2 separate regions of the Mus musculus genome follow, and region 2 is linked to region 1. Evidence: chromatin loops called from intact Hi-C (ENCODE). Cell type or tissue: heart. All regions are shown on one strand. Each heading gives the region's core, and the rest is flanking DNA. Links, peaks and the distances in the headings are about the cores only. Region 1 holds the start of Dbnl (drebrin-like). Region 2 holds the start of Polm (polymerase (DNA directed), mu).

Region 1 (12,344 bases), core at 1,636-9,635:
ACTAGATCTTGCAAGGCCCTGCAGGGCTTGGTTCAGCACCTACCTTCAGGAAGTTGGCCATGGTGCTGACGTGGTTGGCACATGCTCCTTTCCGCACATCATTCACACCCTCTCCTGTCTGCAACACAAGCACAAACTGCGTGAACTAGGCCTCCTCCAAAGCCACTTCCTGGCCCATATTTCCCAGGAACCCAACAGTTCCCTCTTTCTCCTAAGTGATACTCTCTAGTCCCCATTCCACACCAAAGCCAAAGCCATTCTCCCAAATAAGTCACATAGATGAGATCGGTCCTTGTACTTCCCAAGGAGCTCAGGGTGTTCTCTGAGAAGTATGGTTGCTGGCTTCCCTCGTGGGAACAGTTCTCACACACTCCGGACCCCTCCCCCACATCCTGCAGAAATGAATGGGAGGGTGAATTCCAAGCAAAGCCAATCCTTGGTTCACAACGGTGAACAGTCTAGTCTACTCGTTCACCCATTTACACCTAACAGGTCTGCTGACCTGCTGAGTGAGTGGTGTCTGTTCCCAAGGGTCAAAGGAAAGCACACCAGGAGCTTCCCCAGTGGCGTCAGAGGGGCTGACTTCACATACCCAGTTGATGAGGACAAACTTGGGCAGGCCGGAGTTGGGGTCCTTCACCCTGCAGAAGGCGTACATCACCTTCCCGCTGTTGAGCTCTTCCACCAGCTCCTCCAGGCCTCCCTCTGCAGAGTCACAGGAAGGCTCAGAGCAGCCTGCACCCCTGCCCCTCCACCAGCTCCTCCAGGCCTCCCTCTGCAGTCACAGCAAGGCTCAGAGCACCCTGCACCCCTGCCCACGGCTGCCCGGGACACTTCTCCATCAGGGCTCACCCCACCTGCCTCAGAAGCACTCTAAGGACGAACACGCAGCTCAGAGGGAAAGGGCCTGGCTAGCACACACCACCAGATAATAAGCAAATAATTAAATGACTATACAACCGATTCTTGGGCATCAACCCCACTCAGCCGATTTAGTAGAGTTCTGACCAGCAAGTTAGGTGACTTTTTGTTTTTACCCATAATAGGTTTTGTTTTTTAAGCCACTTCTCTAAACTGAGAAGGGAACGAGAATTTAAAAAAAAATAAAAATAAAAAATTGCTATTTATACTACATTTACCTTTTCTTCTTTCTTTCCTTTTTTTTAATGCTTTTGTGACAGGTTTTTCTGGCTGTCCTGGAACACTCTATGTAGACCAGGCTGGCCTCAAATTAACAGACATCCTCCTGCCTCTGTCTCCTGTGTGCTGAGATTAAATGTATGCCACTGTGCCTGCATATCACTAGATTTCTGTGACAATTTTACCAAGGTAGGCCTGAGACAATAGGCCTATAATGTTCCCTCGTCACAAACTTGACCATCAGAGTCAGGCCTTTCTGGAGCATTCCAAAGATGAAGCTCAACTCTCACATCCCTGCCTGGGGCCAGGATGAGCTGCCCTAAGCGTCTTCCTGACCCTGGGCTTTGCTCTCTAAACTTCCAGGTCATAGCAGAAGCCAGGTCAGGCATTTCAGCTACAGGGCTCCATAGAACCTAGGGCAGTCAGCATTCTGATGAACAAACGAGTCCTGCTTTGTGCCGGCAGGAAGCTAGGAATGCTGATACCCACAACTCACAGGCACCTACCACGTCACATGAAATGTCCATTTGGTGGCAATTCTAGAAAGAGGATGTGTCAGCAAGAATGGCTCATAGTGGAAAGGGACCTTTCTATCAGCAATAGTAACTGAGACCATACTCTCATTTGCCTGAGCAGGAAGTATGCTCTGGCCATCCACTTGGAGCTAGGAGCAGAGGGGGTTAGGAAGGCCCCACGGGCAGTCATGCTAGCCTCAAGCAAGGGGAGAGTCAAGGGTTTCAGCTGACAGACAGGCCTGTCTCATAGCTCAGGCATCTCTGGATCGATCGGCTGACTTGCCAGTTGATCCCTATAGCGGACAAAGAATTTCACCTTGACCACTTGCAGCAGCACTGCCTCTCCTAATGAGGGTCAGGTTCTTGGAGGTCCTTGCCCAAGAGCAGAGCAGGACAGAAGCAGAGAACATATGTGGGCCTTCACCTGCATCACCAGCTTCAGGGCTGGCATCCTCAGTGTGCAATGCCCTAGAGAAGGGCTGCCTGTGAAGTGGAAAGCAGCCTGTTTCTTAGCTAACAGCTCTGCCCGGCCCAACCAGAGAAGTTTTTCACTAACAAACATGTGACCTGCGTCAGTGTCATGGCTGACATGGCTCTCGCCCTGGTCCTGGTCGATGCTGGTCTGCATTCAGATCAGGAGTAGCCCTTAATGAAGCCAACTTGGCAAAAGGTCTGCAGGGAAACTCAGCTGGGGAAGGGTCACTGTAGCTGAGCTGGAGGAAGAGATGGCTGTGTACCCAAGTCCTCTTTCTGCGCCTGTGATGGCTTGAACATCAGCTGCGGTGGCCCGAGTTAGTCACACGTCTCCCTTTGTCATCTCACTATGATACTGTTGTTTGGGTTCATACTCACCTCCTGTGCCAGCCACACGGATGTCATTGCTGTTGCCTTCATAGGTAAAAAGAGCCCTGCAAGGAAACACAAGTGGGCTCAGTGCTGACTCAGGGCTCTGGGCCTCCTCTGCAGCTAGCGCAGCAGGAACAAGCTGCTCTGCACTGAGACTACTCAACAGCTACTCTGAGGATAGCACAGGACTTAGTATAAGAAAGCCACTGGGAGCCAGGCAGTGGTGGCGCACGCCTTTAATCCCAGCACTTGGGAGGCAGAGGCAGGTGGATTTCTGAGTTTGAGGCCAGCCTGGTCTACAAAGTGAGTTCCAGGACAGCCAGGGCTACACAGAGAAACTTTGTCTCGAAAAACAAAACAAAAAAAAAAAAAACAAAAAAAAAAGAAAGAAAGCCACTGGGACTGGGGAAGGACATATGAACATATACTTAGGGGAGGATAAAAGTGGGAGGGTTATGTGTTCTTTCTACACACTAGTGAATAAAACACTCAGCTGGCTTTCAGGCACATAAATTTCAAAAGGCAAAAGATGTCTTCATATTCCTGAATCCAAACACCTAACGTAGAAGCAGGAGGGAGAAAGGTGCACTGGGGACTCCTGGGTGGGTATCAGCCCTGCCTTCATAGCCTGAGGGTAGACAGCAGGGCTTCCTGTCTTGAGATTCTCCTGCAAACATGCACTTTACCAGGCAGATATAGCAACAGAAAGTAGACAATGACAACACTGAGTTCCAGTGAAGACCACAGAGCCACCAAGGCTCTAATGGATAGTTGTCCAGTGGCTTTTTTTCCATCTACTGGCGCCTTGCACCTGTGTGTCCTGTGAGTGCATCTGCACATGAACACGCACACATGCACAATACACATATCGCCCCAAATAAAATTTCCAGTTCAGAGATTTTTTTTCTTACCTTCAATAGAACTCTCACCTCTTCTTTTAAATCAGTGTGAACAACGCCTGGTACGTGTATGCTGACTGGACTGCAGCTATGAACAATTCCTAAAAGGTCCGACCCATGGAGCTTAACTTCCCTACACCTGATGCTAATGTACAGTGTACACAGAGTGTAATAGGAACCAGATAAGCACAGGTCATGCCAGGCTCTTCAGGGAGGAGGCTGAAGCTAGATTATAGATGAGAGAAACTAAAGCTATGGCTCTGGTCTACAGTGTCACGGTACCAGCTCTGTGTGTGTGACCTTTTTTGGCTACCAAATTGAAGACTACCTCTTTTTGACAGTCTCTTTTTCTGCATGGCTTAATCCATCCATCAAAACATATGACAGCTAGGCACAAGGGTCTACCTGACCATGTTAGGGAAGAGAAAAAGCACACACACACACACAAACACACACACACACACACACACACACACACACACACACACACACACACAGAGTCCATGAGGGTTCCCAGCATGTTTCTTATTTGTATCACAAAGAAATGAAACTAGGAGAGAGGACAAAGTGACTATCACTTTAGTCTCAGGGAACTCCACAGTCTTTTCTGGCCTCTGAAGGCATGCATGTGGCCCATGTACTAGGAATTTAGGAGGACTCTCTGAGAAGACAACCCTAGCATAGAGACATAAAGGACAAGAAGCAATCAAGATGATGTATATGTATGTTCCATGCAGGGGAAGCAGCAAGATCAGAGGTTCTGTTTGATGAGGAACTAGCTTGCAGTTTTGAGGAAGAGAAAGACTTTGGTACAAGGGTGGTCAACAGGTGTGGCCAGAGTAGTAAGCAGGAGGGGCAACAGGAACCAGGGCAGACAGGGTAAGAGTCTGGGCTTTACTAAAGTGCAACAGGAAGACACTGCATTTATGGGCAGGGAAGTTAAGATGGCCCAGATATTCTCTCAGCTAGCGAGTGGGGACCTGCCACAAAAATCTTGCTGAGTGACTACTGAAATGGCTGTGACAGTGAGGGTGGAGGCCAGAGGCTCGTTCAACTGGAGTGGCAGCACCGTCTGCATACAGTACTGTAGGAAGCTGGGCAGTAGCATGGCTGCTGGGGCAGATGAACAGTGTATGGGGAAAGAGCAAGATCTGCACCCTCAGAAGGAACAATGGGTGGATGAGGCAGGACAATGTCAGACCAAGGTGGAGCAGATGATTCTAGTAGGAGGCTCAATGTGTGCTCGGGAGACAGACACAGGTGAGATCGTGGCCAACCTGGTCTACACAGTGAGTTCCAGGCCAGCCAGAGCTACACAGTCTCAAAAGCAAGCAAGCAAGCAAAGCAAGCAAGGTCAGTGAAGAGTTATAAGCATGGGTGAAGGGCACTGCTAGCTAGGTTGTGAGGTATTCCCCAAACAGTGATGGTTCTGAGACGACTAGAGGGCCAAAAGATAAAGAGGAGAGACAACACAGTAGAACAGAAGAGATGATTGGCCAGAGTTCTGCAATAGGGGAAGTCTCCAGGGAAGACTCAACACAGGCAAACTCAGTATAGCGCCCCTCAGTGCTGACCACAGGGTAGTGGTGGCCCCACCAGAACTCCAAAGTCCAGTTTGTGTTCCCCAGAATTTGTCCACCTGCCATACTCATCAGATGTCTGAGAAACTGAAGCACTAAAAACTGGCTAACGGAAGCATGTTAAGTAAACGGAAAGTGAAAGAGAATTACTATAGACTGGTATGCATGTAGCAGAAACCTAAGAGGGCTCAGCAGGGCCACTCCAGAAACTTCAGATCTAGTTCACAGTACTGTAATGGCTCCTGGGGTGGTGAAGGAAGGATGGAGCCTTTTCTCAAACAGGTGACAGGATCCCATTTTCAGTCCCAGAATCAGGGACCCAGACCTGTGACATCCTTGACTGAGCCCTGTGTGAGCTCATGACCTCAACCCACTGCTCACGCCGCTTTCAAGGTCTCTTCCTGAACTCAGGGTTTAGAAGACGTGGTTTCCGCCTTCCAGGGAGTTGGGGAACTGCGCGGGACCCCTTTGTCCAGTGAGGTCCCAGAAACGCAGAGCCTGGCGGAAAGCAGAAAGCACAACCAGGCAGAGATCTTCAGGGCAGAGCCGACCGACCACTAGGTGGCAGGGGAGAGGCCCGGGGGTACTCGCCGGGGGGACGGCGGTGGCGAGGGTGGGGTAGCATCTCGCTAGGCTTCAGGAAGGTGGACAGGTGATCCTGCAATACTACGGCTACGCCGCGACCTCCACCTTCCCGCTCTGGCGCCTCTCCGGCCCCGCCTTGCTGCCTACCAGTCGGTCGGGGATTTCTCGGTGACTACGCGCACGTAGGCCTCCTGCAGCGCCGGCCCGTTCCGGCTCAGGTTCACCGCCATGGCACGCCCCACGGTCCCCGCGATGCAGCAGCTTCAGCTTTCTGCCGGCCTCCAGTGACGGCCGGAAGCCCCGCCCCGGAGGCCGGAAGCCTCGCCTCTGACGTGCAGAAGCCGCGCCCAAGAGGCCGGAAGCGGAAGTGGAGAGAAGGCGAGCTAGGCTGAGGGTAAAGTTGAGGCGGGGTGCTGGTGAATGAAGATCCACGAGAGGCGGGCCTGCCCGTAGGTCCTCGTTCGTCCGCATCTGCAGGGCGTGGGCTCGATTTAGAGCTTCACGCTGGTTCGTCTCTCATTAGTTAATGTATTTTGTTTAAGAGCAAGCTGTATGCGCGCAGGCGCCTCGGAAATTTCATCTGATAGTCGGACATGATGGCTACGCCTTCAACCCCAGCCTAGCCCGGTGTACAGCGCAAGTTCCAGGATGGCGAGGGCTAGGCAGAGAAGCCCTGTTTGGAAAAACCAAAGAAGAAAAGGAAAAAAACATGAATCTGCTGTGTTAGGCGTAGAGGTACAAGCCTGTGATCCTAGCGCGCAACTGGCAGAGGCAGAAGCTTGAGTTCTAGCCCGGCCTGGGCATTGCCTAGATCTTCTAAATAAAGTAAAATGAAATATTTGATGTGATAGTGGGGTAATGAAGAGAACCTGCTTTGTGCTTCACTTCTATTTCCAGACAGTTGCCTGAACGTCCCTATGAGAGACCATACTCTGTTGTCGTAAACTAAAACGAACCCTTACTTCTCTAAACTGCTTTTAGCTAGGGCATTTTATCACAGCAACAGAAATGAAACTAGAACAGTGGGGGTCGAAGTTACATTTAAAATGTTGCAAGAATGGGGCTGGAAGTGTTGTTCGTGTATTTAATCTCAGCACTGGGGAGGCAGAGGCAAGCCTGGTCTACATAGTTGAGTTCCAGCCTATCTCAAAGACAAAAAAAGGGGTGGAGGGGCTGGAGAGATGGCTTGGTGGTTAAGAGCACTGACTGCTCTTCCAGGGGATCCAGGATTGATTCCTAGCACCTATGTGGCAGCTCACAACCCTCTGTAACTCCAGCCCTAGCCCTCATCTAGTCTCTGCTGGGACTAGGTATGGCCATGGTGCACTTAAACAATCACACAATATAAAAATAAGATGGGTGTGGTGGCACATGACTTCAATCCCTGAACCTGGGAAGCAAAGGCAGATAGATCTCTGAGTTTGAGTCCAGCCTGGTCTACATAGTGGATTACTGGCTATAAGTGAGTCCCTCTCTCAAAAAAGTATTAAAAAAGAAACTTCTGGCTGGGCAGTGGTGGCGCACGCCTTTAGTCCCAGCATTTGGGAGGCAGAAGCAGTTGGATTTCTGAGTTTAAGGCCAGCCTGGTCTACAGGGTGAGTTCCAGGGACAGCCAGAACTATACAGAGAAACCCTGTTCCGAAAACAAACAAAAACAAGAAGAAACTTCAGCTCCATCTAGCAAGCCCAAATCTTCCAAGAGAGGTTATTATGTGTGTGGTATATGCACATGGGCCAGGGTAGATGCATACTACTGTGCTGTTGGAGGCCAGAGGACAGTGTCAAGTATCCTGCTCTTTCATTATCCACCCTATTCCTTAGAGGCAGGTCTCTTACTGAGCCTGGAGCTAGGCTGGTAGGCAGCAAACCACAGTGATCCTCCTGTCTCCGCCGCTCCACAGTACTGATGCTATATACAGAGCCAAACCCAGCTCTTGAAGCAGTTGCTGGGTGTTTGAACTCAGGTCTTCAAGCTTGTGCGAAAAGTGCACTTTCCCACTGAGCCATCCCCACAGCCCCAACAGTCATTTATTTGTCACAGATCACTTAAACCAGTGTTCTCCACTTTCCTAATGCTGTGACTCGTTAATAGTTTCTCATGTTGTGTCCACCATCCATTAAAATTATCTCATTGCTACTTCATAACTGCAATGTTGCTACTGTTATGAATGGCACTGTACATATCTGATATATAGGATATCTGATATGCGACTCAAACGTGAAGAACCACCAACTTAACCCCATGCATCTCTCTGATCTCTAGGGTCCACCCAGGGGAAAAAAGGTCACATTACCCCACAGTTATCTTTACAGATCTGCTTGCTGTTCAGTTACTGACCTAGGACTGGGCTTGGAAGTATAATATATACATATGTGGGTGGCACGGACCACCCACACAATGGCTTATTTTCAAAATAAGACTTTTGACTCAAGAATCTTTCCCCTAGGTTGACCAGAGCCCGGGGAACATGATGTAGGTGGCCCTCCCTTCTCAGTGGCAGAGAACCCAAAGGATTTGCCTGAGCACAGACTGTGCAAATGGTCTAGCTGGTATACAAGCTCATTTTAGCTATGCAGTCAATTATAGAAAATTTACACTGGGACACCAGAGGGCCCAATTTTTACTCTTCCTCCTACTTATTCTCCAGTAGCAAGGACTGGCTTGGAGATTGTGTGGAGTTATAAACTACAATGCTTGAAAGATTTAAGTATGGATGCTTATAGCACTAATATACCATATTGGACCAGGCCTTTCCCCTCTGCTGGCCTCTAATGTGAAACTGCCCATTTCCTGGCTAGGTTATTATCTACAAAGTGCTGTGTGCTGCCAAGCTCAAGTATATGACTTCACATAACACATGGTGTTGCAACTTGGGAGGGAGCATGTTGTAACAGCTTTGCAGAACACTTCAGTAGAAAATCTTAAAAAGCAGAAATGTAAAGAGTAACTCTCAATAGGCTGAGAAGCAAGGAACAAAGACTAAGCCCCCAAAGAGACTGTGGTAAGGACATCTTAAATGTGTGCAAATATAGGACATTGCTGAAGTGCTGAGACCAGTACTCTCCCGGGCACTGGCTAACTTCTATTGTGGACAGTCGTATGTGGCTGAGGCTGGCCTTGAACCTCCTTCCTCCACTTCCTCCTGCATACTGAGGTTCTAGGTATGCATAACCATGCCCAGCTGAGTGCTTTTAAAGCAAACCAATCTCCTTTGGCTGATTCTCAAGTGTTAGATCTGCGGACTTCTTTCTCCTTGCTCTCAAACGCCTTATCTAGTCTTTTAGTGGCAGTTTTCTCTTCTCTCCACTTTCTGATTCACCAATCACTATTCCCTGGGAATAAACCAGCATTAAAATCAAATCAGAAGACTAAGTTAAGGTGTTATGGGTATACCTGTTCTCTCTTGGTATGGCCAGCCTGGACTATGTTGTAAGAGCTCATGTAAAAAACAAGACGACGGCGATGACCCTCTGTGGAGACTCTTTGGATCTCCTCCCTTTCTGTAGTCCTTTCTAGAAATTTCTTTCCTAGCCAGAAGACTTAAAACAAGAGGATTCAAGACCTACTCGGGCTACATAAAAATCCTTTCAAAAAAGCAATTCTTTTACACTCACAGATACACTCACTCTTATGTTTTCCTTGGTAATTAATCTCAAAGCTTTGAACTCTTAAGCTGTGTGCTTCACCAGAAAGCCAACAGAAGAAGCCAAGTAGTTAAAGACTAATCACATCTCTAAAGAACCTGGTAAGTAGGGACTAGATAGCTACAGTGTGCTCATATACATAAATAACTAAATCTTTTTTTTTTAAGATTTATTTATTGATTATATGTAAGTACACTGTAGCTGTCTTCAGACACTCCAGAAGAGGGAGTCAGATCTCGTTAGGGATGGTTATGAGCCACCATGTGGTTGCTGGGATTTGAACTCCGGACCTTCGGAAGAGCAGTCGGGTGCTCTTACCCACTGAGCCATCTCACCAGCCCAAACTAAATCTTAAAAAAAAAAAAAAAAAAAAAAAGGACCTGTTATGTTTATTTTCTTCTAAGAGAAAAAAAGGAAACTTAAATGTCAATTGTCACTTCTGAAGGAATGACCATTTTTATTACCATTTAAAGTCCCATTCCTTCCTTGTGTTCCAGTTTGTGAATGGCTTATGCTTGAATTTCACGTTAAGTTTCCAGTGGGAAGACGGTAGAGGAAGCCTCATTACATACACAAGCATAACCCGAATCTCCCCTTGTCTGAGAATCCCATTCTTCCTTGGGTGTTATGTGCTTTAAATGCCCCAATGCTCCTCGCTTGCTGTTTGCAGCATGGAGCACTATGGAGGAACGTGGCGGAAGATGGCTTTCAGGGGAGGCTGTTCCAATTTCTAGGAGCCTCCAGGACATAGTGGCACTCCTTAGGACATGGTTCTGTGGCAGACAAAGTATGAAGAGAGCCCACTCTGTCTGGGCCCCTAGGAAATCACTGTGCTCTAAAGGCAAAGGGCAGGTGGTCAGGGGGCAGACTGGGCCCCTCTAGAGTGTCACAGTGAGTAGTGGCACCATTTGAGGACAAGTACAGGAGGCATGCATGGCTTGATTCCCCAGACAGATTCTAGTGTAACCAGGAAGACTGTAGATCATAACAGTGGTTGCTGATTTAGTATCAAAGGTGTGGTACTGTCAAGGCCACAATGGCTAAAAGTGGCACCAACATGCTGCAGCCACAGAGGTGAGTGCCAACACATGTGTGAACACAGGATGTTCCGAGAGTGCCTTAGCCAAGAGCTCAGAGCTTCACAGGAAGGTCACTCTGTGGGGCGAGCTTCTCTTGGACAGGGTCTTCCATGGAGCCTTCGAGGCACTTACATAGCATATTTCTGTGTCCACTCTCTTGCTAGTCTGTTTTACCTAGAAGAAAAAGGCAGACAGAGCAAGAGCTCACTTGAAATGAGTATCCTTTCAGTGTGGAGCAGAGAACGAGAGGGAGGCTGCTGCCTGTCAGGCATCTGGGGCTGATGGGAGAGTGAGACAAAGGCCACCATGGAAAGGTAGCACTTCAGGCATGAGGTAGGTAGGTGGTTCCTGTTGCTCCTCCATAACTAACTGTGGTAGAACATGCAGACACCATCTACTTTGTGGGGCTGTCAGGAGGACTGGACAAGCCTATGTAAGGCTCAAGGGCCTGGTAAGAGGGAGGGCTCTGTACGTATGTGTATTTACCCTCATAGTGTTACGGGAACTGATGCCCTACAACAGTAAATTAGAAATGTGTAGAGGACGCTGAGAAAATAGCTCTGTCTATCTAAAACAGTCCTACTAAATGTTAAAGTAAATACAGCTTAAGCCAGGCACAGTGGTGCACTATAATCCCAGCATCAAGAGGCAAAGGTAGGCAGTCAAGGCCAGAGAGGGCTATTCACTGACAGGATCTGTCTCAAACACGACCACCACCACCACCAAAACAAACAAGCAAAAACTCTTCAAATCCAGTCAGTTTAAACGTACTTTGATTGCTACTGGGAAACCACTAAAGAAATCAGATTTATAAAGACCTCAAGAAAAAATCTGGAAAAAAAAATCACTTACTATACTATATACTAATCTCTTTGGATAAAAATACCTTATCAACTAAAAGACTTATTGAAGATAATCTTTAAAAGATTGAATACTGGGGGCTGGAGAAATGGTTCAGTGGTTAAGAGCACAGGCTGCTCTTCTTGAGGATCCAGGTTCAATTCCCAGTACCTGCATGGCAGCTCACAACCTGTAATTCTAGTTCCAGGGGATCCAATGCCCTCTTCTTGCCTTTGTAAGCACATGGTGTACATACATACATGCAGACAAAACACCCATATACATAAAAATCTCAACAACAAAATCCAGATTCAGCCACATACTAGGCTGTCCATTAGCAGGACCACCACACTTGAGCCCCTGCTCAGAGACTCGACACTTGATAGTGACTCCTGCATGTGCTTCAGCAGCCAAGCTTCCGTGCACCATTGTGCTTGGCCACAGGAGGGAGGCCTACAAGTCTGGGTCTAGAAACCAGTGTGTGCACAGCTGGCAGTGAGGGCTGGGTCTTCTGATCAAACAGCTACACACTTCAGACTTCTATCTTATCAGCAAGCTAACCTTGGCAGTGCTCCCCACCCTGACTGGCTCATCTGGGGGTGTCCAAGCAACTCTCTTATTTATTTCATAAACCTTTTAATTTAACCCTGACTTTTCTTGTCATATCCTTCTGAGTCCTTTGTTGACTGAGCACTGATGTGGCTGTCCTCAGGTCAGGGCTTGCCAGGATTTTAGGATTCAGCAATGCTAGCTGGTGATCTATCCAACAGGGCAAAGTACTTTTATCCCTTCTCCCTCCTCTGGCCAAAGGACATGTTAGTTATAAAGGCAGGCAGGAGGCTCAGCCCAGGACACACCCACTGCATACATGGGCTTGGCTTGGGCAGGAAGATGTCCGTGGGAACCTGGGCAGCTGCACACAAAGCCAACCCTAAGAGGGCGCATACTTCGCTCTGTCGGCCTTGTAAGTGTGGGCTATTTCTGGCACGAGTGGGTCATCAGGGTTGGGGTCGCAGAGCAGAGAGCAGATAGACAGGAGAACTAGGAAGAAAGGAAAGGGTCAGTCAGCCGAGGCCCTGAGGTGTGGGCTCCTCGTGCGCCCAGTGAGCATCCTCAAGCACAGTTGCTGTCCCCTCTACACTCTGCTGTCCCCTCTACACTCTGCTACAGGCAGTGGTGGCGCACGCACGCCTGTGATCCCAGCACTCGGGAGCC
Region 2 (12,344 bases), core at 2,098-10,097, 50 kb before region 1:
CTGTTCCTTGAAGTCATGTGTGTGCCCACTGATGAAGCCCATTGCCAGGTGTTTGTGATATTGGTTGCTGAGAAAGAGTCAGAAAATCTCCCCAGCAACCACAGCCCGGCCAATCCGGAGTTGCTGCACCTGCACCAGACTCTTTCCTTGTACCCCTCCCATACCCATTTCTTGAGAATAGATATTGTTTAGATCGGGAAATCCCCTACTCCCTCCTTCTCCTTCCCCCCCTGAGAGTCTATAAAACCTGGGACCCCTTTCCCCTCGGGGTCGACTCCTCTACCAGAGCTCTGGCTTTCCCCGAATAAAGCCTCGTGTGGTTTGCATCAAGTTTGGTCTCTCATGAGTTCTTGGGGGTCTGCTATTATCCTGAGACTTGAGTGAGGGTCTCCCTTCGGGGGTCTTTCAAGGACAAGTGATGTGCTGAATCTGATGAGAGCGGTAATGACCACTAGAGCAGGAGGCAGACCAGCATTGGCCTACAGTGTGCTAAGCTACTCCACTTTAGTGTTCTGTCAGACCAGTGTAGCAAATCTTTTCCTAGCTGAAAGATTTCCAACTTGTAACAGGTTTACCGTGCATTGTCCCACCATGGGTCAAGGACCCTCTACAACCAATTCAACATATTCAGAAGGAAAATAAAAATTCAACAAGTCACTAGTGTGGTACTTGGCTGCTTCCAGGGCCTCCGTTCCTGTAAGAGTTATTACTTCTCACCCGTCTTTCTGCCTACCACTCAACTTCTGATGCAGGCCTTGCCCCTGACAAGGAATCTAGGATTTTTCTACAACAACCCCCGACTGCTGGCTCCCCTTTTCCTTGACTTGGCTTGGTGCTACTCAGGGGTAGCTTGTTGCTTCCCTGTCCAGCCTCTCAGAACTTTCTGTGGATCAGAAACCAGGAAAGGTATCAAGATTTTCCGCTGGGCGGTGGTGGCGCACACCTTTAATCCCAGCACTTGGAAGGCAGAGACAGGCAGATTTCTGAGTTCAAGACCAGCCTGGTCTACAAAGTGAGTTCCAGGACAGCCAGGGCTATACAGAGAAACCCTGTCTCAAAAAACAAAAACAAAACAAAACAACAAAAAAAACCCAAAAAAGAAAGAAAAATATTTTCTAACTATTTGTGTCTGTGTTTTATTTCAATAACAATCACAGTAAATGAGAAAATAATTAAACAACATTGGGTCTGAACACTCAAGAATGAAATAGTGTTAGCTTCTGTGGCAGTGGGAATGAAAGCATCTTTAGATTTTTGTTTGTTTGGGATGGAGCCTCACTGTTTCATCCTCGAACTAAAAGACAGGCCTGCCTCTACCTCCTGAGTGTTAGGATTAAAGGTACCTGCCACCACACTTGGTATCTTAGTTTGAGTTTTATTGCTGTAAAGCAACACCATGACCAAGGCAACTCTTATAAAGGCAAACCTTTAATTGGGACTGGCTTACAGTTTCAGAGGTTCAGTCCATTATCAGCATGGTGGGAAGCATGGTAGTGTGCAGGCAGGCTTCTTGATTAGAAGGCAGCAGGAGACTGAAATTCGACACTGGGTGGAGCTTAAGCATAGAAGACCTCAAAACCCACCCCCACAGTGCCACACCTACTCCATCAAGGCCACACCTCCTAAAAGTGCCATTTCCTGTGGGCCAAGCATTCAAACCCATGACTCTACGGAGGCCATTCTTATTCAAACCACCGCACATAGCCATCTTTGGATTTTTAACTTGCAATGGAGCTAGGGTCTGCAAGTGAAAGACCCACAACATGAGGACTCCCCCACATTCTGACTCAGGAGAGAGACACCCCAAATCACTCACAAGAAACAGTCTGGATGCAAACTGCAAGAGGACTTTTCTTTCAAGAGCACTCTTGGGCCCACAGTCATACACCACGCAGGGGTAGAGGACCGGGGCACCTCGAGTAGCTGGGTAAGGGGGTATTTAAAGGAAGAAACCACAACTCAAAGGGGTGGGGAGGACGTTGTTGGAAAATACCAAAAATACCAGTTAAGAGTCACAAGGAAGCCGGGCGTGGTGGCGCACGCCTTTAATCCCAGCACTCGGGAGGCAGAGGCAGGCGAATTTCTGAGTTCGAGGCCAGCCTGGTCTACAGAGTGAGTTCCAGGACAGCCAGGGCTATAAAGAGAAACCCTGTCTCGAAAAAAAAAAAAAAAAAAAAAAAAAGAGTCACAAGGAAGTCACAAGTCACAAGGGAAAATACCTGATAATTGTGAGGTTATTTTCTCAGGACAGTTTCTATGAGGCACATTTGCATAGCGGGTTCCATGAATGGTCAGGGTGGTCCTTTTTGAACAAACACTCCCAGAACCCAGGAAGCAGGTGAGTGGAGGAATGTCACTATCTGTTTTATGATTAGCATACCTTGGGGCATTGAGTCACAAAGATCACATTTTCAAGCCTGGGCCTAAAGGCCTAGTTTTTATGTTTTTTTTTTTTAAGATTTATTTATTTACTATATGTAAAGTACACTGTAGCTGTCTTCAGACACTCCAGAAGAGGGAATCAGATCTTGTTATGGATGGTTGTGAGCCACCACGTGGTTGCTGGGAATTGAACTCAGGACCTCTGGAAGAGCAGTCAGTGCTCTTAACCGCTGAGCCATCTCTCCAGCCCGTTTTTATGTTTTTATGTTTCACTTTTTCACAAGCACCCTTGTCTTTCTCTTCTCCTGAGCCCTGGAGGCACTCCCTCACTGCCAGCTATGCCTGAACTGGATAGACAAACCCAAGGAGCCTTCATTTTAAGGGTACTTCCTATTGGTACAATCCTCAGGCCAAATCCTAGGCAGAAAGGGGTCCCTGTGCTTTCTGACTTCCACCACTCCCATATTGCAATGGGATCCCAGCCTGGTCCTCCACCTGCTCACTGGGTTCTTGCATGGTGCCTGTCCAGAAAGAGAGACAAAAATCTTCCTTAAAAGGCAGCAACTGTTTCTCACAAATAAAGCCTCTATATTTGTTGCATAACCAGGCAGGCCCTGGCAAGCCTCAGCTTCAGCCCCAGCGCTAGAACATCAACTGCCAAAAATCCAAATCTAACCCAGACATGGTAGCACAGACCGGTAATCCCAGCAGTGTAGAAGCTGGGGTACTGGAAGTTTAAGGCCAGTCTGGACTACATAGTGAGACCTATTTCACTATGTAAAATTACACAAATCTTGAAGTTCTAACAGGTCAGAGGAGGTGGTGAGGCTATTCCCCAGGGTAGCAGATTGGAAAGCAGCCCCCCTACCCCCACCCCCCAATTCCTTGTCATCCCAGAACTTTTTTGGAATAAGAGTCTTTGCTGATATTAGGGGAAGAACCTTGAGATGATGTCCTCCTGAATTTGAGCAATATTGCTTGACCAGTATCATCTAAGGAAAGAAGAGGACTCACAGAAGAGCCCAGAGGGAAGGCAGCCAATAAAGCGATAGCAGAGGCTAGACCAGTGCAACCGCTGACCAGAGGAGGCAGACAGGGCCCTCAACTGCAGATTTTAGAAACCTGGCCTTGCTGACACCTGGTTTGTTGTTTGTTTGTCTTTTTTTTTTTTTTTTTTTTAAGTTCTGGCTTTGAAAATTAGGAGAATTTGTTTCTGTTGGTTCAAGCTGCCGAGTTTGTGACAATTTGTTACAGAGTCACAGGGAAGGTGAAAGACCCACAACTTGAGGACTCCCCCATGTTCTGACTCAGGAGAGGCAACACCCCAAATCACTCACAAGAAAAGGTCTTGCTGCAAACTGCAAGAGGATTTTTATTCAATAGCGCTCTCGGGCCCATGGTCATATACCACGCAGGGGTAGAGAACCGAGGTGCCCCGAGTAGCTGGGTAAGGGGGTATTTAAAGGAAGAAACCACAACTCAAGGAAGTGGGGAGGGCGATGTTGGAAAATACCAAAGATACCAGTAAAGAGTCCCAAGGAAGTGCAAAGTCACAAGAGTCACAAGGAATACCTGGTAATTGTGCAGGTTATCTCTCAAGACAGTTTCTAAGTGCCCCTAACAATAGCATATTAGCATAGCGGGGACTGGCAATGGTCAGGGTGACTTTCTTTGAATGAACACTCTTTGAACCCAGGAAGCGGGTGGGTGGAGGAATGTCGCTATCTGTTTTATGATTAGCATACTTTGGAGCATTAAGTCACAGAGGTCACATTCCCAAGCCTGGGCCTAAAGGCCTAGAATTTTGTTTTTATGTTATACTTTCAAAGGCACACCAGAGATGAACGACTATAATGTATCAAAGAGCTTGCCAGTCCAGGCCAGCACTCCTGAGGGGCCAACAATCTCCAGCAGCCCTTTCAGGCAGCATCAGGAATTCAGCCACAAGCTTTCCAAGTGTGGCTGGCAGGTGGCCTGTAGGGTGAAAGAGCCGGCCGCAGGAGGGGCAGGTGTGGAGCAGAGCTGACTCCCAGCCCTCCGGCCTCGAACAAGCCTCATACAGGTGCACCGAAGCAGAAATGAAGACAGGTGCTGCAGGGGTGGGATGAGCAGCAGAGGCGTGCTCAGGGTTGTCTAGCTCTGGGAAGGTTTCCCACTGAGTTGGCCACTCTTCCCCAACACAGGCTGGAGAGTTGAAGAGAGGACAGCAAGCCTCAGGGCATTTAAAGGGGGTAGCAGGCTCTCTGACTAAGTGGGGGTCTCTGAGAGGGGAAGGCTTGAAACTTAGATGGGAACCCCTGAGCTAACTCTACTGAAACAGACCACCCAAATCAGTCTGACTTCACTATTTCCCAAGAGGCACGAGAGCAGCCTGGGGGTTCTGGAAGGGGAAAGCCGGAGACTACCCACACCATGTCAGGTCTCTGTCCCCTGCTGGGCCTGTCTCCTGAGGCCACCTGTTCTTAATTAAGGAACTTTTTGGGCCTGTTCCTTGGTATGTATGAAGGCATACACAACATTGTTTCTATCAGGAGATTAGGCCACACCTCCCTTTTTTCTTAAGGGCACCTCGTATTGGAGACAGAGAGCAGCACACATCTGGGCTGCCCCTTCTCAGACTCACTTCCCCACCACATGACTACCACTGTAGGACTGAAACCCAGACAATTTCCATATGGGAATCTGAAGTCTTTGTTCTGTGGAGTCTTTGTTACCACCCGAAGACCACTCTCCAGGAAGGGCAACTCCATTCAAGCACATCTTAGCAATACTAGGTCCTGGACCTACCAGGTAACTATGCATCCTGCTGCTAGCTCTGCTGCAAAAGCTACCTCCAGTGCCAGGATAGTCACAAACAGGTCTCTCAGCGCTCCAGGAGAGATCCCTTCCTTTCTCCACCTTGCACAGGAGGATTACAGACCTGCCCTTTAGCCTGCTCTGGGACTCTCTTAGGCACACAGACACATATAGGACACTCAGTACTCACAACCCACAGCCAGCTCAAACTACTTTCAAATGGAGTCCCTCCTTTCTCAGGTTGGAGTGCTGACAGTGCAGCTATGCCACCCTGCCAGGCCAGGATTTAAAGTTACATGTGGTTCCACTTGCCATTCTTTTCCTCCAGTTGGTTGTGCTCCTTAGATCACAAAAATCTTCCAATGGGGCTGGAGAGATAGCTTGGGAGTTAAGAGCACTTGCTGCTCTTGCAGAGAGCCCAGGTTCAGTTCCCAGCCATCTTTAACTGCAGTTCAAGATCTCTGCCCGCACCAGGCATACACGTGGTGTACATGCATGCATTCAGGCAAAACAATTAAGCACATAATTAAAAAAAAATTTTTTTAAGGGGCTAGAGAGATGACTTATTGGTTAAGAGCACTTGTTCCTGCTGAGGACCTGAGTTAGATTCCCAGCATTCACAGGGGCAGCGGCTCACAAATGTTCTTAACTCAAGTTCCAAGGATCTGAAACATTCTCACTCGACGGCACCAAACATGTACGTGGGGTACAGCTACACATGCAAGTAAAACACGAAGACACAGAAAATAAAAATAAATACATCTAATAAATATTTTTAAAAATTAAAAAAAATCGAGTGTCACTAATATAGCTTTGGTTTCTTTTTCGGATTTAAATGATTGCTGATCCGTCTGAGATCTGCTTAATGTTAAGCAGTTTGTAAGGGGGCCAATTTTTTTTTTTTTTTTTTGACTATGGCATAATGGGGCATAGGAACATTTCTGACAAAAGATCCAGTGAAATAACTGAACAAAGGGTATCAATCAGGACTCAAAATCCTTCCTAATGTAACTATAAAGGAATTTTAATAAGTTTAATCTATAAAATCCATAAATAATGCTGTTCCAGATGAAGAGCCACTGGAATTATTTTTCTTCAATCGGGGAAAAAGGGCACATAGAAACCATTTCTGTTCACTTCCACTGGGATCTAGTCTTTTTTTTTTTTTCCCCAATTTTTTATTAGGTGTTTTCTTACTTTACATTTCAAATGCTATCCCGAAAGTCCCCTATACCCTCCCCCGCCCTGTTCCCCTACCCACTCACTCCCACTTCTTGGCCCTGGTGTTCCCCTGTACTGAGGCATATAAAGTTTGCAAGACCAAGGGGCCTCTCTTCCCAATGATGGCCGACTAAGCCATCTTCCGCTACATATGCAGCTAGAGACATGAGATCTGGGAGTACTGGTTAGTTCATATTATTGTTCCAACCTATAGGGTTGCAGACTTAACTTTCCAAATGGAACGCCAGCTGTCCCAATGCTGTTCGTTACATTGGAAAACGTTTTCACCCTCCACCAGCTCACATGTATACTACTCAAACTCCGTTCCCCTCTGCATACCCAGGGGAAGTGGCGTGGGCGCTCTGTCACCAGCAGAGGCAGTGGAGGGTTATCCAGGACTTCTCATATGGCCAGGATAACCTGAGACCCCGCCCTCGGGGGCGAGGAAGAGAGGCCGAGACTCCGCCCCCGAGAGGAGAAAAGTGCCCGCCCAGTACGAGGCGAAGCCCCGCCTACGGGCCCAGGCTACTCTAAGGTCTGGGAAACCACTGGGGCTTTCTATGAGAGTAGTTCAAATAAGAATCCTCGGGCGTTATTTGCATAGAACTGGGGCTTCCGATGGGAAGCCAAAAGCATCCTAGAGGGCGTCTCGTTTGCATAGAGCAGACACCACTTCCTCTCTCCTCCTTCCGCCTTCTTTCATGACCCTGCCTTCCTTCGTTCTGCGGCTTCCTGTGCTTCCAGAGTTGGTGCCCAGATGCTTCCGAAGCGACGGCGAGTGCGAGCTGGGTCCCCACACAGCGCGGTAGCCTCTTCCACGCCGCCCTCGGTGGTGCGCTTCCCGGATGTGGCCATCTACCTTGCGGAGCCGCGAATGGGCCGCAGCCGCCGGGCCTTCCTCACCCGCCTGGCGCGGTCCAAAGGCTTCCGCGTCCTAGATGCTTACAGGTGTGCGGCTCCCGGGAGGCCCCGATGGTGGTGGGATGCCATCCCCCTCCGGGAGCTGGTGTAATTGTGCCCGTCACCCCAGGGTAGGGACTTACTGTGGCCCAGGGCGGGAGCTGGCGCGCAGCTGTGACAGCAAGCAGCACCTGCGGCTTTGGGTTCCAAGCCAGCCTCGGTACTTCGCGGTTGCGGTACGGTCTCCAACCCGGAGTTCCTCTTTTTGAAAGGATGCCATCGAGTCAGAGGCTTCTTAAAGAGCTATAAAAGAAAGAATGGTTAGTGAGAAATATTTGCTAGCTGCATTCCCTCCAATGAGCCAGCGGTCAAAGATGTCCTGAGTTTGCAGACGTCACCAACTAGCTCCAGTAGAGAAAATGCCCAGGGCAGTGGAGTAACTGAGATTGAGGAGACTAAAGGAGCCTGTGCCCGTGTAGCTGGCTAGTTTGTTTGCAACTAACTCCTCCCTCCACAAATGAAACATTCTTTTTGTTTGTTTGTTTTGTTTTTTTTCGAGACAGGGTTTCTCTGTGTAGCCCTGGCTGTCCTGGAACTCACTCTGTAGACCAGGCTGGCCTCGAACTCAGAAATTTGCCTGCCTCTGCCTTCCAAGTGCTGGGATTAAAGACGTGCGCCACCACGCCCGGCTCAAGACTACACTTAAAAGAGTAGAGATAACAATTTGGATTTCGTGTGGCTCTACATTCTTACCACAGCCTGACAAGGTGGCCTGCATTGGATTTTCCCAGTGTAAAGGAAATATAAATACGATGCTTTCCAAGTACATACAACAAGAGTCTGCCTACTGGGGTTTGAATAAATAGGGCAAAATTCTTGTGTCTTAAAATCTTAGCAGAATGGTATGCCAACCTGTAGTCCTGGTACAAGGGTACTAGAGTTCCAGGCTAGCCTGGCCTACAAAGCAAGTCTCTAAACAGCAATTAGCATTGAGATCAGAAACACCTGGCCCTGGCCACTAAGGCACCTGAGGCAGAGGGTGGCGGGTAACATGCCCAAGTGGCTTGTGGGTGAGGCTGCAGCTAAGAACCTGTTGGACCAATGGAGAGGTGCTCTCCCATCAAGGAGGGGCTGGGAAGGCTTTCTGGAGGAATGGAGGCCTGTCACAGTGCAAGAACAAAGGCTTGGGATAGGAGCAGCACAGCAAGGGCCCTGGGTTTCATTCTCCTTCCAGCTCAAAGGTGACACATGTGGTGATGGAAGGGACCTCAGCCAAGGAGGCCATCTGCTGGCAGAAGAACATGGATGCTCTCCCCACAGGCTGCCCACAGCCAGCTCTGCTAGATATTAGCTGGTTTACAGAAAGCATGGCAGCTGGGCAGCCTGTCCCTGAGGAGGGCCGGCACCACCTGGAGGTGAGCTAGTGAGCTGAGACAGATGACATAATAGCAGGTCCTTGGTGTCCTCAGGAGGAGGTAGGGAGTGAGGACTCTCCCAAGACTGCAGGGGGCCCTGGGAAAGCAATAGAGACCCCAACAGGGACTTGGGGGCTGGGCCATCCCACCTTCTGGTCTAACCATTTGGGACGTACTTTTAGTATAATTAGTTTCTTCCTTAGTGAGTACTTGGGATGAACTTGAGTCTGTCCTTGGGATGCTCTGGAGCCAGGCTGCTAGAAGACAGGAGGCAAGCTCCCTCCCTTTTGAGACCCCCATCCCTAGCCCACATATGTAGAGTTAGGGGCAGAGTACATGCCAGTGCTGCCATTTCAGGATGACCCGTGCCTTGCCCCCCCCTTTTTTTTTGCAGGTAGCTGAGCCCAGGAAGGAGCCCCCAGTCTCAGCGTCGATGCCAGCTTATGCCTGTCAGCGCCCCTCACCTCTCACACACCATAACACTCTCCTCTCAGTAAGCTGCATCTATGAGCAGATCCTCACCCAGAGAGCGGGACATGGGTAGAGCTGGTTGCTATCTGGCAAGGTACCTTATCCCATAACCAAGCCCCCCCCCCCCCGCCCCCAGGAGGCTCTGGAGACGCTAGCGGAGGCAGCGGGCTTCGAAGCCAACGAGGGCCGTCTTCTCTCCTTCTCCAGAGCGGCCTCGGTGCTCAAGTCCCTGCCCTGCCCTGTTGCATCTTTGAGCCAGCTGCATGGGCTGCCCTACTTTGGAGAACATTCCACTAGAGTAATCCAGGTAGGTGCTTGTCAAGGTGAGTGGGGCGAGTGGGGTGTCCTGGGCCCGGTGGAATAGCAGGAGACTTGGTTCAGAGCCCAGTCTGACAATATGGGTGTGCATAGGAAGCTGCTATGAGGGCCACAGTGAGTCACCGTCAGTACAGATTCCTAGTGTGTGGGTTGTTCCCCTGCCCTAGGGCGAATGAGTGACTCAGTAGAGGTTGCTGCAGGCATTCACGTCATCGTTAGGATGTTTGGGGTAGTCAGAAAGCATCCTGGAGTGGTTTTTGAGGGCCCAACATCGAAACAGCCTTTTGGATACTTTTTCCTGAAGAACCTATAGTGGCAAAAGCTGCTTTCAGATGAAGACATACATGTTTCTAAAGGGAAACGTTGGTCTATCCTGGGCCGTGTATGATGAGTGAACCATACCTCTGACCCTGAAAGGCTTTATAGCTGGCATCCCTGCCACACCAGCTGTGCCTTAAAGCTTTGGTGACCTCCCTGGGCACAGTCTCAGTTTCCAAGTCCTGCTGGTCCCTAACACTACAGAGCCTCTCTTTGCAGGGTACGGAGGGAACTCTGCCTTGGGCTCAGAGTTTTGTTTTGTTTCTGTCCCAGGAGCTGCTGGAGCATGGAACATGTGAAGAAGTGAAACAAGTCCGTTGCTCAGAAAGGTACCAGACCATGAAGGTGCGTGATGGGGAGGGGACAAGACACGGGTTCACTGCATAACCCACACGAGCAAGCAGCCAGCAAAGGCCTTTTTGCCCGGCCCTGGGGTCATAGACGGTCACTAAGGAATGGCAGCTAAACTGACACCTGATAGGCAGGAGGTTGCCAGATGGAGACGTGCAGACAGGGCCTGTTTTGAGCGTAGGGAAATTTCTACATCACTCAGCACCTTCTGTATTTTTTTTTATGGAATATTCTCGAATGTATTAAAGGGCTCACTGAGCCTGGCGGTGATGGAACAGGCCTTTAATTCCCAGCACTAGGGGGTACAGAGGCAGGCGGATCTTTGTGAGTTCTGAAGCCAGCCTGATCTACAGAGTGAGTTCCAGGACAGCCAGGGCTACAAAAAGAAACCCTGTCTCAAAAGACAAAAACCATCATCAACAAAATAAAAATGAAAGTGAAAAAGAGCACACTGAGCAAACTAGGATTTGTGTGTGTGCATGCGCGTACATGCGCATGCTACAGTCACCTTCATGGTGCCATCTCTGGTCTCTGGTATCATCATCAGTGCCGCGGGCCTGCATGCACCCATACGTACAGAGCACGTACATGCGCATGAGCACGTGCATACTACTGTCACCTTCATGGTGCCATCCCTGGCCTCGGGTATCATCGTCAGTGCTGTGGGCCTGCCTGCATCTGTGCTGCACTTGCACCCGTGCCTACTCTCTGCCAGCCGGATATGGAAGCCATCTGGGTGGGTGCCTTGCTTTTATCTGCCCAGACACCTCTGCCTCTCCTTTTGTAGCTGGAGATTGTCAGGTCAGTGGCCTGAGATTTGTGGCAGTGATGTGTGGCCTCCTGGGAGGGTGAGGCTTGTGGTATTGTGGGACACTGTACTGTCAGAGTGGCAGGGAGGACTTGGTAGAGAGTCCTCTAGCCAAGAGGCCTGGCTGTGGCCATGCTGGGTAGATCAGGCATGGGGCTCGAGCTGAGGTGACCTTGCCCCAGCCCCATAGAGGGTTTTCTGGGCAGAAGAGAGATCAGCACTAGAAGATGTTGGAGGTGTCTCCTCGCCATTCTGCTTCCCGGGCACCCCAAAGTCTAGAAAACATCCATGCCAGCAGAAAATTATTCCAGTAATTAGAAGGTTTTGTTTGTTGGTTTGCTTACTTGCTTTTCAGGGTAGGGGGTTGAGACATCTCATTACTGAAGCTGAGAGTGGCCTCCAATTAAAAGCAAGGGGCCTGCCTCTGCCTCCAGTGCTGAGATTATAAGTTTGATGCCCGCCCACTTTTCCCCCCACCCACTTTAAAAAAAAAAGATTTATTTATTTATTATATGTAAGTACACTGTAGCTGTCTTCAGACACACCAGAAGAGGGCGTCAGATCTCATTACGGATGGTTGTGAGCTACCATGTGGTTGCTGGGAATTGAACTCAGGGCCTTCGGAAGAGCAGTCAGTGCTCTTAACCGCTGAGCCATCTCTCCAGCCCTCCCCCCACCCACTTTTAAAAACAAATAATAGACTTGTTTTCTTAGTGCTTTACTCATTTTTAGATTTAAGTTTTAAAACCTGGTTTGTTTCTTTATCTGGGGGAAAGCACACCATGGCACACTTGTGGAGTGTAGAGGAGAGCTTGCAGGGGTTGGTTTTGGTTTTGGTGGACTGTGTCTCACAGGTCCAGGTTGGGCTGGACCACATTCTGTAGCTGAGGCCACCTTCCTCCTGCTTTGACCTCCCAAATGTTGAGATAGCAGAATGCACTGCCATATTCAAATGCCAGATTTTTTTTGTAGGTTCATTCTTTAAATTACATATATGCATGCATAGGTGCTGAGTGAGGTGGGCCCAGGTGACAGATCCCCTGGAAATAGAGGCAGTTGTAATCTACCTGACATGGTGCTGGGATTTGAACTTGGGTCCTTGGCGTGAATAATACTTGATGATAATTGCTGAGTCAGTCATCTCTCCAGCCCTAGATTCAGATTTTTGTTTTGTTTTTGTTTTTCAAGACAGGGTTTCTCTGTGTAGCCTGGGACTCACTCTATAGACCAGGCTTGCCTCAAAGTCAGAGATCTGTCTGCCTCTGCCTCCCAAATGCTGGAGATTAAAGGTGTCACCACTTTAGTCAGCTAGTACCAGATTTTGAAAGCCAGGTTCTATTGACTGTTTTACACTGTGAGTTCAG

What was found. Peaks named below come from ENCODE experiments on the same cell type or tissue, not always from the same donor. Only the 100,000 strongest peaks of a DNase experiment are listed, where the experiment ranks them.
Region 2: a loop joins it to region 1, with 5 times the contacts of the local background. A loop is called at or near these places in 10 of 42 quality-filtered maps.

The regions. Positions count from the first base shown.
Region 1 is chr11:5,782,011-5,794,354 of GRCm38, reverse strand. It overlaps Dbnl (drebrin-like), which reads right to left and starts at 5,872. Exons shown (of 13, transcript NM_001146309.1): 1 at 5,713-5,872; 2 at 2,508-2,563; 3 at 593-705; 4 at 44-118. The coding sequence starts at 5,795. Ube2d-ps (ubiquitin-conjugating enzyme E2D, pseudogene) reads right to left here. Exons shown (of 7, transcript NR_015577.1): 6 at 11,998-12,170; 7 at 9,645-10,463. In heart, for the core only: a CTCF peak has its summit at 5,544 (motif pointing right); a DNase peak (open chromatin) is centred at 5,894; H3K4me3 peaks cover 2,502 bases; H3K27ac peaks cover 2,413 bases.
Region 2 is chr11:5,832,564-5,844,907 of GRCm38, reverse strand. It overlaps Polm (polymerase (DNA directed), mu), which reads left to right and starts at 6,892. Exons shown (of 11, transcript NM_017401.2): 1 at 6,892-7,347; 2 at 8,534-8,714; 3 at 9,109-9,207; 4 at 9,322-9,492; 5 at 10,095-10,166. The coding sequence starts at 7,157. In heart, for the core only: CTCF peaks have their summits at 6,769 and 8,610 (motif pointing left); DNase peaks (open chromatin) are centred at 6,867 and 8,657; H3K4me3 peaks cover 1,440 bases; H3K27ac peaks cover 1,244 bases.